2 separate regions of the Homo sapiens genome follow, and region 2 is linked to region 1. Evidence: read pairs that join two places in POLR2A ChIA-PET (ENCODE). Cell type or tissue: A673. All regions are shown on one strand. Each heading gives the region's core, and the rest is flanking DNA. Links, peaks and the distances in the headings are about the cores only.

Region 1 (7,924 bases), core at 2,308-6,307:
CAAATATTTATTTGAATGTTTTATAACTGTGAAAGATGTATTTGGACCCGATACAATGAGAGTCTGGAAAGAGTTCTTGGAAATTAAAAACTTGATAATAAATATGAAAAACTCCATACAGAAACTGAAAGTTAAAATTGAGGAAGTCTCCCAAAATTAGAGTAAAAATGTAAAGAGCTGGAGTCAAGAAAATTGCCAAGGACCAACCCAGTAGGTCTAACATTCGATGATTAGTGGCCCCAGAAGGAACATGGGAAATGGAGAGGAAGAAATCTTGTCAAAGAAATAATAAAGCAAGCATCCTATAAAGGGAAGACATTTCCAGATTGAAACTAAGTGCCCAGCCCATGGATGAGAGTAAACTCATACTTAGTCCCTTCATTATGAAATGTTAGAGCACTCAGGTCAAACAGGATTCCACAAGTTTCTGGAGACAAAAAAAACACAGATCACATACACAGGATCAGGACAAATGGTGTCAGATTTCTTTCTCTCTCTCTCTCTTTTTTTTTTTGTTTGTTTGAGACAGGGTCTCAAACAGGTCCAGCCTAGGCTGGAGTGCAGTGGCATGATCTTGGCTCACTACAACCTGCTGGGATTACAGGCGCGCACCACCACGCCGGGCTAATTTTTGTATTTTTAGTAGAGATAGGGTTTCACCATCTTGGCCAGGCTGGTCTTGAACTCCTGAGCTCAAGTGATTCGCCGGCCTTGGCCTCCCAAAGTGGTGGGATTACAGGTGTGAGCCACAGTGCCCTGCCAACCCAGATTTTTAAATACAGCACTAGAATAAGATGAAAGCAAAATGGTTGTAATCCCAGCACTTTGGGAGGCCAAGGCTCGTGGATCACCTGAGGCCAGGAGTTTGAGACCAGGCTGGCCAACATGGTGAAATCCTGTCTCTACCAAAAGTTCAAAATTAGCTAGGTGTGGGGATGCATGCTTGTAATCCCAGCTACTTGGGAGGCTGAGGCAGGATACTTGCTTGAACCCGGGAGGCAGAGGTTGCAATGAGCCGAGATCATACCATGCACTCCAGCCTGGGCAACAAGAGCAAAACAACATCTCAAAAAAAAAAAAAAAAAAAAAAAAAAAAGATGAAAGAGAAATGCCTTTACAATTTTGAAGGAAAATGGTATCCAGTCCAGAATTTTATACTCAGCCAAAGTATCAAACACGTGTGAGAGTAGAATAAAGACAATTTGGGCCATGCCAGGTTTAAAAACAAATATCTAGCCAGGCACGGTGGCTCATGCCTGTAATCCCCAGCACTTTGGGAGGCCGAGGTGGGCGGATCACCTGAGGTCAGGAGTTCAAGATCAGCCTGGCCAACATGGCGAAACCCTGTCTCTACTAAAAATATGAAAATTAGTCGGGTGTGGTGGTGGGTGCCTGTAATTTCAGCTACTCAGGAGGCTGAGGCAGGAGAATCATTTGAACCTGGAAGGCGGAGGTTTCAGTGAGCCAAGATCACACCACTGCACTCCAGTCTGGGTGACAAGAGCCAAACTCGGTCTCAAACAGAAGCAAGTATCTTCCTTGTGCTCTTCTCAAAAAACTGTCCTGGTCTATACCGCAATGCTGCCAATGCCAGACTGCCTTGACCTTTGTGCTTCCGGGAACTGCTTTGTGGCTTTGCCTTCTCACAGCTGGAGTGACCCCCATAGGCTCTCAGGGATGCTGAGGCCAGCTTCCAGGGCAGAACTCTGTGTCATCTCCTCTCCTGGGCCTCCATCTAATGGGGCCATATAGCCCCACATAGCAAGCACAAAAAATGCTGAGTTTGTGCTTGCTACTAACTTTTTCAAAACTGAGCAATATATTGTTCAGATTTCTTTTTTTCTTTTTTTGAGACAGAGTCTTACTCTGTCACCCAGGGTGGAGTGTAGTGGTGCCATCTCGGCTCACTGCAACCTCTGACTCTGGGTTCAAGCGATTCTTGTGCCTCAGCCTCCCAAGTAGCTGGGATTACAGGCGCGTGCCACCATGCCCAGCTAATTTTTGTGTTTTTTTGGTAGAGCTGGAGTTTCACCATGTTGGCTAGGCTGGTCTGTTGTTCAGATTTCATACATACATAGCAAAATCATAAAGCATGAGAATGACTAACATAAAAGTTAAGAAAGTGGTTGCCCCTGGTAGAGGGAGATGAGAGAGAGAAGCAACTGGGGAGGGCCCCCAGGAGTTTCATGAGGTCCTTGGGTGGTAGGCACCCTGCTGTTTGCTTTCTTTCCCTATCTCTTTGCTGCATTGGTATTGCTGCCTATCTCCTTGGCTTTCCCATGGGATGTTGCCCATCTGTTTATGACATGGGCTGGGGATGTTCTAGGATGGGGAGACTACATCACAGATCACACCTCAATGAAGGGCAACAACAGCAGTCACCATTGTAGGTGTTTTATGTGTATTAACTAATTTGATCTTTTCAACATTATCCCTATTTATAGATAAAGTACTGGAGACCCAGATAGTACCAAGCAATTCAGTGTTTTCTGAAGGAAGACAAGTCAGAAGGGTGGCTTGCACCTGCAATCCCATCACTTTGGGAAGCTGAGGCCAGAGGATAGTTTGAGCCCAGGAGTTCGAGACCAGCCTGGGCAACATAGCCAGACCCCCCTCCCTGACATCTCTACAAAAATAAAAATTAAAAAATTAACTGGACATGGTGGCGAGTGCCTGTGGTCCTAGCCACTTGGGAGGCTGAGGCAGGAGGCTCACCTGAGCCCGGGAGTTGAAGTTGGAGGTTGCAATGAGCTATGATCGCATCACTGCACTCCAGCTGGGGTTAGAGTGAGACTTTGTCTTAATAATAATAATAAAGAAAGGCAAATCAAATGTTCAATGCAACTGCATTTTAAGAGCAAGTTTAGAAACCAAAACTTAATCAATAACCCTGTAACTAATAACAATATATATTTTAGTCCCACGTTGAGACAGAGCATGTAGAATGGAGAAAAGACAAAGGAACTAAGTGGGAATGGGAAGGACAAATAGCGGGGAACAAGGGAAGGGCAGTCTTTTCTAGTGCCTACCAGGTTTTCACCTTATCCAGGGGCCAAGAGACCAGCTCTCCAGGGACTAAAACTAGATCCATGAGGACTTGCTTCCACAGAAACCATGTAGAATTTGGGGCCCTGAGTTGTAGAGGGAGTGGAGTTCCCTCCATGTGGATGAGGAGGGGGTGGAGGGTCTGTGTGTCCATCTATTCACTCTTGAAGGGCTCTGGTCCCTGCTTCTACTGAGGTGGTGACCCCTTTATGTTGCCAGCGTCAGATTTCCTGTTTGTGATGCCCTTTAGTTTCTGGCTGTGTTTGCCTGCCTAGGCTTTGTCCTCAGGCTCATCCAGTAGCTGGGATTTTTCTGGCCACAGCCTCCTCTGATTCTGGCCCTGAGGGACTGAGTGTCTTTTATTTCAGGCTGCTCTAAAACCACTCCAGCTGCGCCTAGCACCGCTTCCTGCCACAGGACCGGGGAGGATGGTGACTTGGGTTCCTGTAACAAAGCCCCTTCCGTGAAGTTCCCCAACATACTCAGCTTTTTCCTTAACATAGCTGAGGTTGGGGAGGGGTCCAAAGAATCAGTCGCACAAAGGGAGAGAGCAGCTCTGTTCCAATAAACAAGATTTTGCACGCTCCAGTGCTTTCGGTCCACTGGAAGCTCTATATCCTCATTGCTGATGCCATTTGTCTCAGTTTTAGGGACCCAGTGACTCAGCACCCACAATCATGTTGCCTTTTGGCTGTGGCTGCAAGGCTTGCTGCCCCATAGTTATGACAACATTAAATCCTTTCCATCCAAACTGTCAAAAGTCTGGAATTTTACCCTACTTAAAAGATAGTTACTGTTGCTGTTTCATGGATGCTGGCAGAAGACACAAGACTCCTGGGTCAGAGACAGAATAATTTATGACTCATGGCACAACAATCAGCACTAGCATCCTGTTTGTGTCAATTCTCCTTGCTCTCTCAAGTCCCACAGGGGCAACATGGAGAGGCCCAGGTGGATGCTATGCATGGTACGGTTTGCATTGCAGACAAGGAATTCTGATTTCAGGGAAACTACCTATTTCATGGCCATTCTTCTCTTTGTCCTGATGGAAGACATTACCTTATCCCTCAAGGTTGCCCACTACACATACAGCTCTGGGAAAGGGCCTAGGAAAGTGTGGCCAGGGCCTTGCATTCCTGGCACACCCAGCAAGAACATGCAGGCATGCTCTGGACCATGCAGATTGCCTTTCCCAACACTGACCTCAGACGGTGCTGAAGAATAAAATAGGTTAAATGCCTGGCACATAATAAACTCAACCAATGCCAATAATTATATAATCATTCGAGTTGGTCAAAGAAATTAAGGCAGTTCTGACTACATCACACTCCTGAACATGTACAAAAAGTGACATGTATTAGTTGAATAAGAACTTAAACACAGCCGGGCATGGTGGCTCACACCTGTAATCCCAGCACTTTGGGAGGCCAAGGTGGGCAGATCGCTTGAAAGTCAGGAGTTTGAGACCAGCCTGGCCAACATGGTGAAACCTCGTCTCTACTAAAAATACAAAAATCAGCTGGGCATGGTCATGGTGGCCCATGCCTGTAATCCCAGCTACTTGGGAGGCTGAGGCAGGAGAATCACTTGAACCCAGGAGGCAGAGATTGCAGTGAGCCAAGATTGTGCCACTACACTCCAGCCTGGGTACCACAGCCAGACTCTGTCAAAAAAAAAAAAAAAAAAAGAACTTAAACACTATAAAGGAGAAGGGATCCCTTAAGTTTCTTTTGTCCTGAGACAAAATATATATAAAATATCTAATTACATCTTGCCTTTTAGATATTTTCTTCAATGACATTTCCAAATCATTTGTTCATACTCTCATTTTACTCTCCAACCGAATACATTAGGGATTGGCTTAAGTCCAATGAGCCCCAACTAGTGTGGCAAAGGTTTGTTACTTTTGGCCTGCTTATTGACTTCCAACCGTAGTAAATTATAAAACCTTTGCTTTTTCACTAATATCATCAGTTTTCGTTTTTAAAAGTACCCATTCAGGCCAGGCATGGTGGCTCAGGCCTGTAATCCCAGTGCTTTGGGAGGCCAAGGTGGGAGGATCGCTTGAAGCCAGCAGTTCAAGACTAGCCTGGACAGCAAAGCAAGACCCTATCTCTACAAACAAACAAACAAAAACAAACCAACAAATTAACCTGGCATGGTGACATGTGCCTGTAGTCTCAGCTACAGGCTGTGGAGGCTGAGGTGGGAAGATCACTGGAGCCCAGGAGTTTGAAGTTACAGTGAGCTATGATTGCACTGCTGCACTCCAGCCTGGACAACAGAGCCAGATCCCATCTCAAAAAGAATCCCACCCATTTAATAATCAGGGTGAAATGCAACAAAATATTTATTGCCCCAATGCTGCAGCACTGGCTAAGGCCAGAAGCAATGCCACTAGACTGTGCTGCTGTTGGAAGGGCGGGCAACTTGTCATCTGTCTGAAGAGTGCAGATGTCTATTATGAGAGGCAACTGTGGGGTGCCAGGCACAATGCATGGAGAACTGAGGATAACACCATCAGCTCAAAGATTGCCCATCCTGTGTTGGGCTCTGGCAGGAATTCGCACTTGAGGCTTTCACTAAACCTGCCCTCAGTTGCCTCTGTCTGCCTCCAAGAAGAGCTTATGCTTGGTGACCCTCTTCACAATAGGCACAGTCACCAGTGCATGGAGGGCACTGTATCCACGTCTGTTGGCTTATTTTTTTAAAACTGTTTTTTAGAGGCAGGGTCTCACTATGTTGCCCAGGCTGGTCTCAAATTTCTGGGCTCAAGCAATCCTCCTGCCTCAGCCTCCCAAAGTTCTGAAATTAGAGGAATGAGCCACTATGCCCAGCCTTACTGGCTTATTAAAAAGTTGGTGGTGGCTGGGCATGGTGGCTCACACCTATAATCCCAGCACTTTGGGAGCCAAGGCAGGTGGATCACTTGAGGCCAGCTGACAGCATTCTGGGAACAGCCACCCAACCTAGTCATGTTATTGAATATACCCAGTGCTGGCAACCTGTTATCTCTGCATGAGGCCTGGAGTTTGGGAAACAGTCAGCAGTCATTCAGAACCAAGTTTACTGGGTGGAAGGGCCATCAGGTTGGGTAAGATCATTTGGGATAAGAAAGGATAGATATGACCAAGAATGGGGCAGTTTTCCTTTGTGAGTCATAAAATTGCCTCCAAACACAGAGTGTTTAGAAATGTTTTTAGGAAACAGCGCTGTTGGATAAAACCTTACACTTGCTATTTCCTGGCATGGTTCTAGGTGCCAGACAACCCTATGGCGTAGGTAAAACTATCCCTGTTAGGCCCAGAGTAGCTAAAAATAGGCCTAAGATCACACAGGTAGTAAGGGGTGAAGCTGGGATTTGAACCCAGATGGTCTACCAGAAGAGTCTATACTTTTAACCACCTCATGAAACTGCCTCTTGGTTAAAAAAGACCATTGCCTCCTAAAGTGAAGACCTGGAAGGGAACAAGCCTGTTTAGAAACACACCAGATAGGCCGGGTGCAGTGGCAGACTCATGGCTTATCTGTTTTCTCTTTTTGCTTTCCTTTGGTCCCGCCAGCCTGACTCCTTTTCCTTAATTAGGACTCCACACCCAGCACTGTGAGAATAACCTTTCTGAAGCTCAGCTCTGTGAGGACACCCCCGTGCATAGGGGGTGAAAACAGAAGGCCTGGCTTTGCAGCAGATGAGGCCAGACAAGTCAAATACCTTCTTGGGGCCTTGAGTTCTTCATTGGTAAAATGGGGGACATCAATATATTTCACAGGGCTGCATGGGGATTCAATGAGTTAATGTATGCTAAAGTGGAACTTTACAAATGCTTGTCACATGTACACTAAATTTTTGCTTAATCTAAGTGTTCTTCTGTCTAATCAAATACATGCTATGAAGATGTTAAAAACAAATAAAACTCCCCAGACAAGAAACATGCTATGGCTTCCCGTTGTCTCCTAAATAAAGGAAAAACTCTTCACAATGGCATTTTTTTTAACAGAGAGATTACAGATTCTCTCTCTCTCTGTCATCACATTGTTTCATTCTTTACATTTGCCCTGCAGTCAGCTTAATGGAGCTCTTAACAGTACCCAAGATACACCTCTGTCTTCCCGCCTTCATGCTTCTTCTTTTTCTCTGTCCCTTTGAAATCCCCCACCTCCTGCCTCTACGGAAATCCTTAGCCACCCTTTGCATTACAGCTATAAAGCCTCACAGGCTCTCCTAAGTCAGAAGTGATTTCCCACAGAATGCAGATGACTGCATTCTGCTTTTTCTTTTTCTTTTTCTTTTTTTCTTTTTCAGAGATGTAGTTCTTGTTAACGTTGCCCAGGCTGGAGCGCAGTGGCTACTCAGAGGCATGATCATACCGCACTATAGCCTGGAACTCCTGGGCTCAAGCAATCCTCCTGCCTCCGCCTCACAGGTGTGCACCACCATATTTGTAGTTTTACTTCTCCTGTGAGACTTTAACTTCTCAAGGGTCTTTTCTATGCCTTGTCTTTCTCTGAGTCCCTAAAAGTGCTCACAGAGCACATACAAATATTTGAGACGTAATTAAATGAAGTGACAGGTCTTTAGATACAGAAATGCAGGACACAGGCAGAAGTCTGGGTAACCTGTGCAGGCCTGGGGCTGGGGAGTAGTGAATTCAGAAGGTCATCTTTGGAGAGAGACAGCACATGGACTAAAACGAAGCTAAAGCCCCTTGCTCTGAGCCCATCTTGGTAACTAATGCCATCCCTGGGGTCTGTAACTGCCAGGGTGCCCCCAGTCCTTTAGCTTCCTGAGGATAATCCTCTATTAAAAATTGTCTAAAAACAGGCCGGGCATGGTGGCTCACACCTGTAATCCAGCACTCTGAGAGGCGGAGGCGGGAAG
Region 2 (5,670 bases), core at 1,671-5,670, 130 kb after region 1:
AAATAAAACGTCTCTTCTGGTTCTTCTTTTTTTTTTTTTTCTGAGACAGAGTTTTCACAACCCATGCTTTGGGAACACATTCCGGGAGGCAGCTCTTATTCACAGGCTAGTCAGGTTGTGATCTTTATAAGGAAGAACTAGTTCCCTACCATCAAAGAAATAGGGTCTTCTCATTTTGAGCCTACTGTTGGTTTGTATGTCAGCTTAACCTGATTCTCGTCTCCTGACAGGCATGCCAGATTTCCTGGAGAAGCTGCACATGGCCACTCTGAAAGCCAAGAATATGGAGATTAAAGTAAAGGACTACATCTCAGCTAAGCCTCTGGAAATGAGTAGTGAAGCCAAGGCCACCAGCCAGTCCTCTGAGCGAAAGAACGAGGGCAGCTGTGGCCCTGCTCGGATTGAGTATGCTTGACAGGCTTTGGGATAAGAAGGGACAAGGTGCTTCTAGCCCTGTCTCAGTCCGTTATCACTCTGCTGTAGAAGGGGGACATGCCACATGTATTAGAAGGCATCTGCTGTAACTTCCAGTGCAAGATAATTCAATAACTGATGTCCCATTTCATTCAGAGCCCTTATTGCTCTTATCAAAACAGAAGAAGGCTACATTTGTGGGAGTGTTGTCATATTCTCAGGCCAACTGTTTTGAAATTCGGTATCTCACTGAGCTAATCTGGAACAAACCTCTCACCTCAGGCCAGAAGGGGATGACCTCCATTTGCTTCTCTGAGTAGTTTCCTCTGCTGACATTCCAAATCCCACCATCGATTGTGCAGCGCTTTGGATTTCCTTCAGTTCTCCAGGTCCACCTGGAAAGTATAGTTGGCCAGTTGAGTCTCTCAAATGAGGGGCTACTGGGAGTGCTCTTGGTAACAATCATGATGTGAATGGGTGTGAACGATACTTGGCTATGTTAAGTGCCTTGTCCGCACCTTGCTTTTATCTCTAGAGACATGAAGTTATTATTAATTTTTTTTTTTTTTAAGTAGAGATGGAGTTTCACTCTGTTTCCCAGGCTGGTCTTGAACTCCTGGGCCATGCCTGGCCAGGGACATGAATTTGTACAAAGAAATTTCCCTCCCTGCCTGCACAATATCACCCATTGACTCACCTTATCCAAAGCAAGTTTCCTGTGAATCGGCCAGTTCTTCTATATTCATTGGATCATTGCCTCCTTCCTAACCTTCCCCATTTACCAAGAACACTGGGAGACTAATCCTTTTAGATAGTAGCTTTTTGATGCTCAAAACATCACATTTAAATTTAGTTTAAAAATTTTTTAACTTTTGTGTCAAATAGGAGTTGAGGAATTGAGCAGGATTCTACCCTAGTCCGATTGTATAGAAAACACCATTTTGATTCAGGTATTATTTTTCATATTTCAGGTTTGACTTGTTCTTTTCAGAAGGCTAAAGTCAGAGGAATGGGGGCTGGGCCACTCCCTTGGAGCTCTCAGATCTACAGACAAGCTGTGTGAATGCATAGATGTAATCTTGTCTCAAATACTAATACAGTGGAGATTTGGTTTATGTTACCATTAAGTTCCTCTAAAAAGTTTTTCTTCCTCTCTTCAGAGCCAAAATAAAAGTGAACTACACTGTTCAGATAAGGTCACAATCTGATGCTGTCAGTTTGACCGAGCTGGTTTTGCTTATGGTCATGCTGCAATTTGTTAGAATAATAGGGATCAAGTTTTAAATCCTCCTCCTTCCCTTTTTTCTGGAGTCTTGAGGGCCAGAGTTTTTGTTTTTGTTTTTGTTTTTGTTTTCCTGCTTGCTACTGTTTTGTGGTGTTGAAAAGTGGTTTAAACCTGAGACTAACTTAAACACTTCCTTGACCTTCTTGTTGCCTGTTCATTTTTGTGCCAAGGAAGTAGCTGCCCCAGTGTATGTCTTGCCTTCTCCGCGTCATTGTTGGAAGAGGAGAGATGCATCGAGCAGTCCCAGCTGCTTTTCATTTATTACTTCTTCTTTCCAGGACCTGACAGAAGTCAGGGAAGAGTCCCTGGGTTATGTCCAAACTTAGCACCTGCAATTGTTGGGATGTGGATGGATGTGTGCATAAGAGAGAGAGAGAATATGTGTGTGTGTGTGTGCGTCTGCGAGCGCACACACATGCACAAGTGCGAAGGAGTTGCGGTTGCTCCATGTTCTGACTTAGGGCAATTTGATTCTGCACTTGGGGTCTGTCTGTACAGTTACTCATGTCATTGTAATGATTTCACTCCTAACTGTGACATTTTTATCAAATGTGTGAATAAATACATAAAGATTGGTACAAAAAAAAGTGTTTGTCTTTGGACAAATGGTGGTGGAAAAATCTTGCATATTGGACTTACCATTTCTTTCTGATCACAAAGTTGAAAAGAATTTTACTCTGAGAGTTGGGAGGTGGAAGTGGCAGGGCTTGTTCATTCTTGGTAGATAGTGGCTGACACAGTTTGCCTAGACCACGAGCCCTTTCCAAGTGACCTGCTTGGCAACTGAAAATAAACCACCTATGTCCACTTCCCTAGCTTGATATACTGACCCATATCCTTTCCCTTTAAAAAAAGATCACTTTGGAGGGAGCAGTGCTAGAGCTTAGCAGACGGTAGAAATCAGGAGGGACAGAAGCAGGCCTGAGGTCTAGGGTTGAGGTTGAGGAGAGGGTCAAGTCAGCGCTCTTGGCGGAGGGGCAGTCCTGCTGGCATGCTCTGAGCATAACATGAGTTTATGTGTAATTTTGCCTGTGGGAAGCACTAGGTGAACACAAAAGCACACCCAGTTGAACTGAGCTGCATAGGAACACACAAGGCACACGTCCCTGTGTGGTGTACCATCTGATTCCAGAGAACCGCACGCCCCATCTCATGCTTGCAAGCCGCAGCCCTTCCATCGGCCATCCTGGCTCTGCCTCACACTCTGCTCTTTATTCTCTTTCAACCTCATTTGTGTTTTACCTCTCTAATTTTTTTTTTTTTGAGACGGAGTCTCACTCTCGCCTAGGCTGGAGTCCAGTGACGAGACCTCGGCTCACTGCAACCTCTACCTCCCGGGTTCGAGCAATTCTCCTGTCTCAGCCTCCCTAGTATCTGGGACTACAGGTGTGTGCCACCAAACCTGGCTAATTTTTGTATTTTTAGTAGAGATGGGCTTTCACCATGTTAGCCAGGCTGGTCTCGAACTCCTGGCCTTAAGTGATCCACCCACCTTGGCCTCCCAAAGTGTTGGGATTACAGGCGTGAGCCACCGTGCCCGGCCTATAACATTTTTAAGTGACAAAATTTTAGAAATGGAAGATTGATTTAGAAATGGCCGGGCGCAGTGACTCATGCCTGTAACTTTCGGGGGCCGAGGCTGGTGGATCACCTGAGATCGGGAGTTCAAGACCAGCCTGACCAACATAGAGAAACCCCGTCTCTTCTAAAAATACAAAATTAGCTGGGTGTGGTTGTGCATGCCTGTAATCCCAGCTACTTAGGAGGCTGAGGCAGGAGAATCACTTGAACCCAGGAGGCAGAGGTTGCGGTGAGCCAAGATCACGACACTGCACTCCAGCCCAGGTGACAGAGCAAGACTCTGTCTTAAAGAAAAAAAAAAAACCACATAGACCAGGCAGGGTGGCTCACACCTGTAATCCTGACACTTTGGGAAGCCGAGGCAGGCGGATCGCCCGAGGTCAGGAGGTTGAGACCAACCAGGGCAATATGGTGAAACCCCGTCTCTACTAAAAATACAAAAAAATTAGCTGGACACAGTGGTGGGTACCTGTAATCCCAGCTACTCAGGAGGCTGAGGCGAGAGATTTGCTTGAACCCGGGAGGCAGAGGTTTCAGTGAGCCAAGATCACACCATTGCACTCCAGCCTGGGCAACGAGCGAAACTCGAAAAACCAAACAACAAACCAGAGCAACACCAGGGATCCCTTGCGATGCTGGTCTACCACCACAGTCAACTGTGGTGTTAGATACACAAAACTACACTGGTGATAAAATTTTAAAGCTTTTTTTTTTTTTTTTTCCCGAGACAGAGTCTCGGACTGTTGACCGGGCTGGAGTACAGTGGCTCGATTTCAGCTCACTGCAACCTCTGCCTCCTGGGTTCAAGCTATTCTGCCTCAGCCTCCCAAGTAGTTTGGATTACAGGTGCCTGCCACCACGCCCTGCCAATTTTTTGTATTTTTAGTAGAGGTGGGTTTTTACTATGTTGGCCAGTCTCAAACTCCTGACCTCGTGATCCGCCCGCCTGAGCCTCCCAAAGTGCTGGGATTACAGGCATGAGCCACTGTGCCCGGCTAAAATTTTATAGCTTTTTTTTTTTTTTTTTTTGAGACAGAGTTTTGCTGTTGTTGCCCAAGCTGAAGTGCAATGGCACAATCTCGGCTCACCACAACCTCCGCCTCCCGGGTTCAAGCGATTCTCCTGCCTCAGACCCCTGAGTAGCTGGGATTACAGGCATGCGCCACCACCCTGGCTAATTTTGTGTTTTTAGTAGAGACGGGGTTTCTCCATGTTGGTCAGGCTGGTCTTGAACTCCCAACCTCAGGTGATACACCTGCCTTGGCCTCCCAAAGTGCTGGGATTACAGGTGTGAGCCACCGTGCCCGGCAAATTTTATAGCTCTTTTTTTTTTTTTTTTAGATGGAGTGTCTTGCTCTGTTGCCCAGGCTGGAGTGCAGTGTCGCAATCTCAGCTCACTGCAAGCTCCACCTCCCGGGTTCACGCCATTCTCCTGCCTCAGCCTCCCAAGTAGCTGGGACTACAGGTGCCTGCCACCACGCTTGGCTAATTTTTTGTATTTTTAGTAGAGTTGGGGTTTCACCGTGTTAGCCAGGATGGTCTTGATCTCCTGACCTCGTGATCTGCCCATCTTGGCCTCCCAAAGTGCTGGGATTACAGGCGTGAGCCACTGCGCCCAGCCCAATCTTTCTTCTTTTTCTCTATGTTTTCTCTCACTTTGTCTTATCTTTTGTTCTCTTCCTCTTCATGCAGGGTGGTACGCGTGGGAGCTGGGTGGGCTGTCCAGTGTGTTTCTGCCTGCAAATTGCAGGTCAAGGTAGACTGCTTTATTTCTTAACCATTGACATATTTGAAACTGGTACCTTTTTATGTGTCACAAAGATTTGAGTATTGCACACCTAAACCCATTTCTCTATAGGCCTTGCAGTTTTTGTTGTGTGGTTTGTGTAGACATGTTGTGAGACAGCAGCACTGAGTGTTCTATGAACAGGAGAACCAAATAATAGGAAAGTAGTGATGCTTTAATAGCTAGCGTGGGCTTAGCTATCACAGCGTGGTGACCGTGGGTTGAGTGTTAGTATGAGGTTTTCATTTTAAAAAATGTATATATATATAGAAAAAGACGAAGAAACTACGTTGTATACCCTTCCCTTTGCTGGTGTTTAACATCTGCTGTGTGTGCTTTCTCTTTCTATATACACAGTGTCATGATCATTTGAAAGTAGGATGCAAACATCATGGTATTTCACCCCTAAACAGTTGAGCATGCTTTTTATAATACAGGTGTTCTGTGTAGCCACAATACCATGAGCACACAAGATAAATAACAATGCCACAATATCTAATAATGCAGTTCATATTAAAATTTCCAAAATGACTTTTATAGCCTCCCCAACCCAAGATTAATTATCGTGTGTTGCATTTGTCTCTTTGGCCACTTTTTTTTTTTT

The links. ChIA-PET counts read pairs that join two places held together with the same protein. Peaks named below come from ENCODE experiments on the same cell type or tissue, not always from the same donor. Only the 100,000 strongest peaks of a DNase experiment are listed, where the experiment ranks them.
Region 2: POLR2A ChIA-PET joins it to region 1 with 6 read pairs; 4 of 35 experiments call an interaction of 5 or more read pairs at or near these places.

What each region holds. Positions count from the first base shown.
Region 1 is chr2:96,311,476-96,319,399 of GRCh38, reverse strand. No RefSeq gene overlaps it. Among named protein-coding and RNA genes, the nearest start is that of ITPRIPL1, 9.9 kb to the left of the region's middle. RefSeq lists an enhancer at 3,323-3,372. In A673, for the core only: no CTCF peak of the experiment used is centred there; a DNase peak (open chromatin) is centred at 3,879.
Region 2 is chr2:96,181,475-96,187,144 of GRCh38, reverse strand. STARD7 (StAR related lipid transfer domain containing 7) reads left to right here. Exons shown (of 8, transcript NM_020151.4): 8 at 231-2,286. The coding sequence ends at 415. Among named protein-coding and RNA genes, the nearest start is that of STARD7-AS1, 24 kb to the left of the region's middle. In A673, for the core only: no CTCF peak of the experiment used is centred there; no DNase peak of the experiment used is centred there.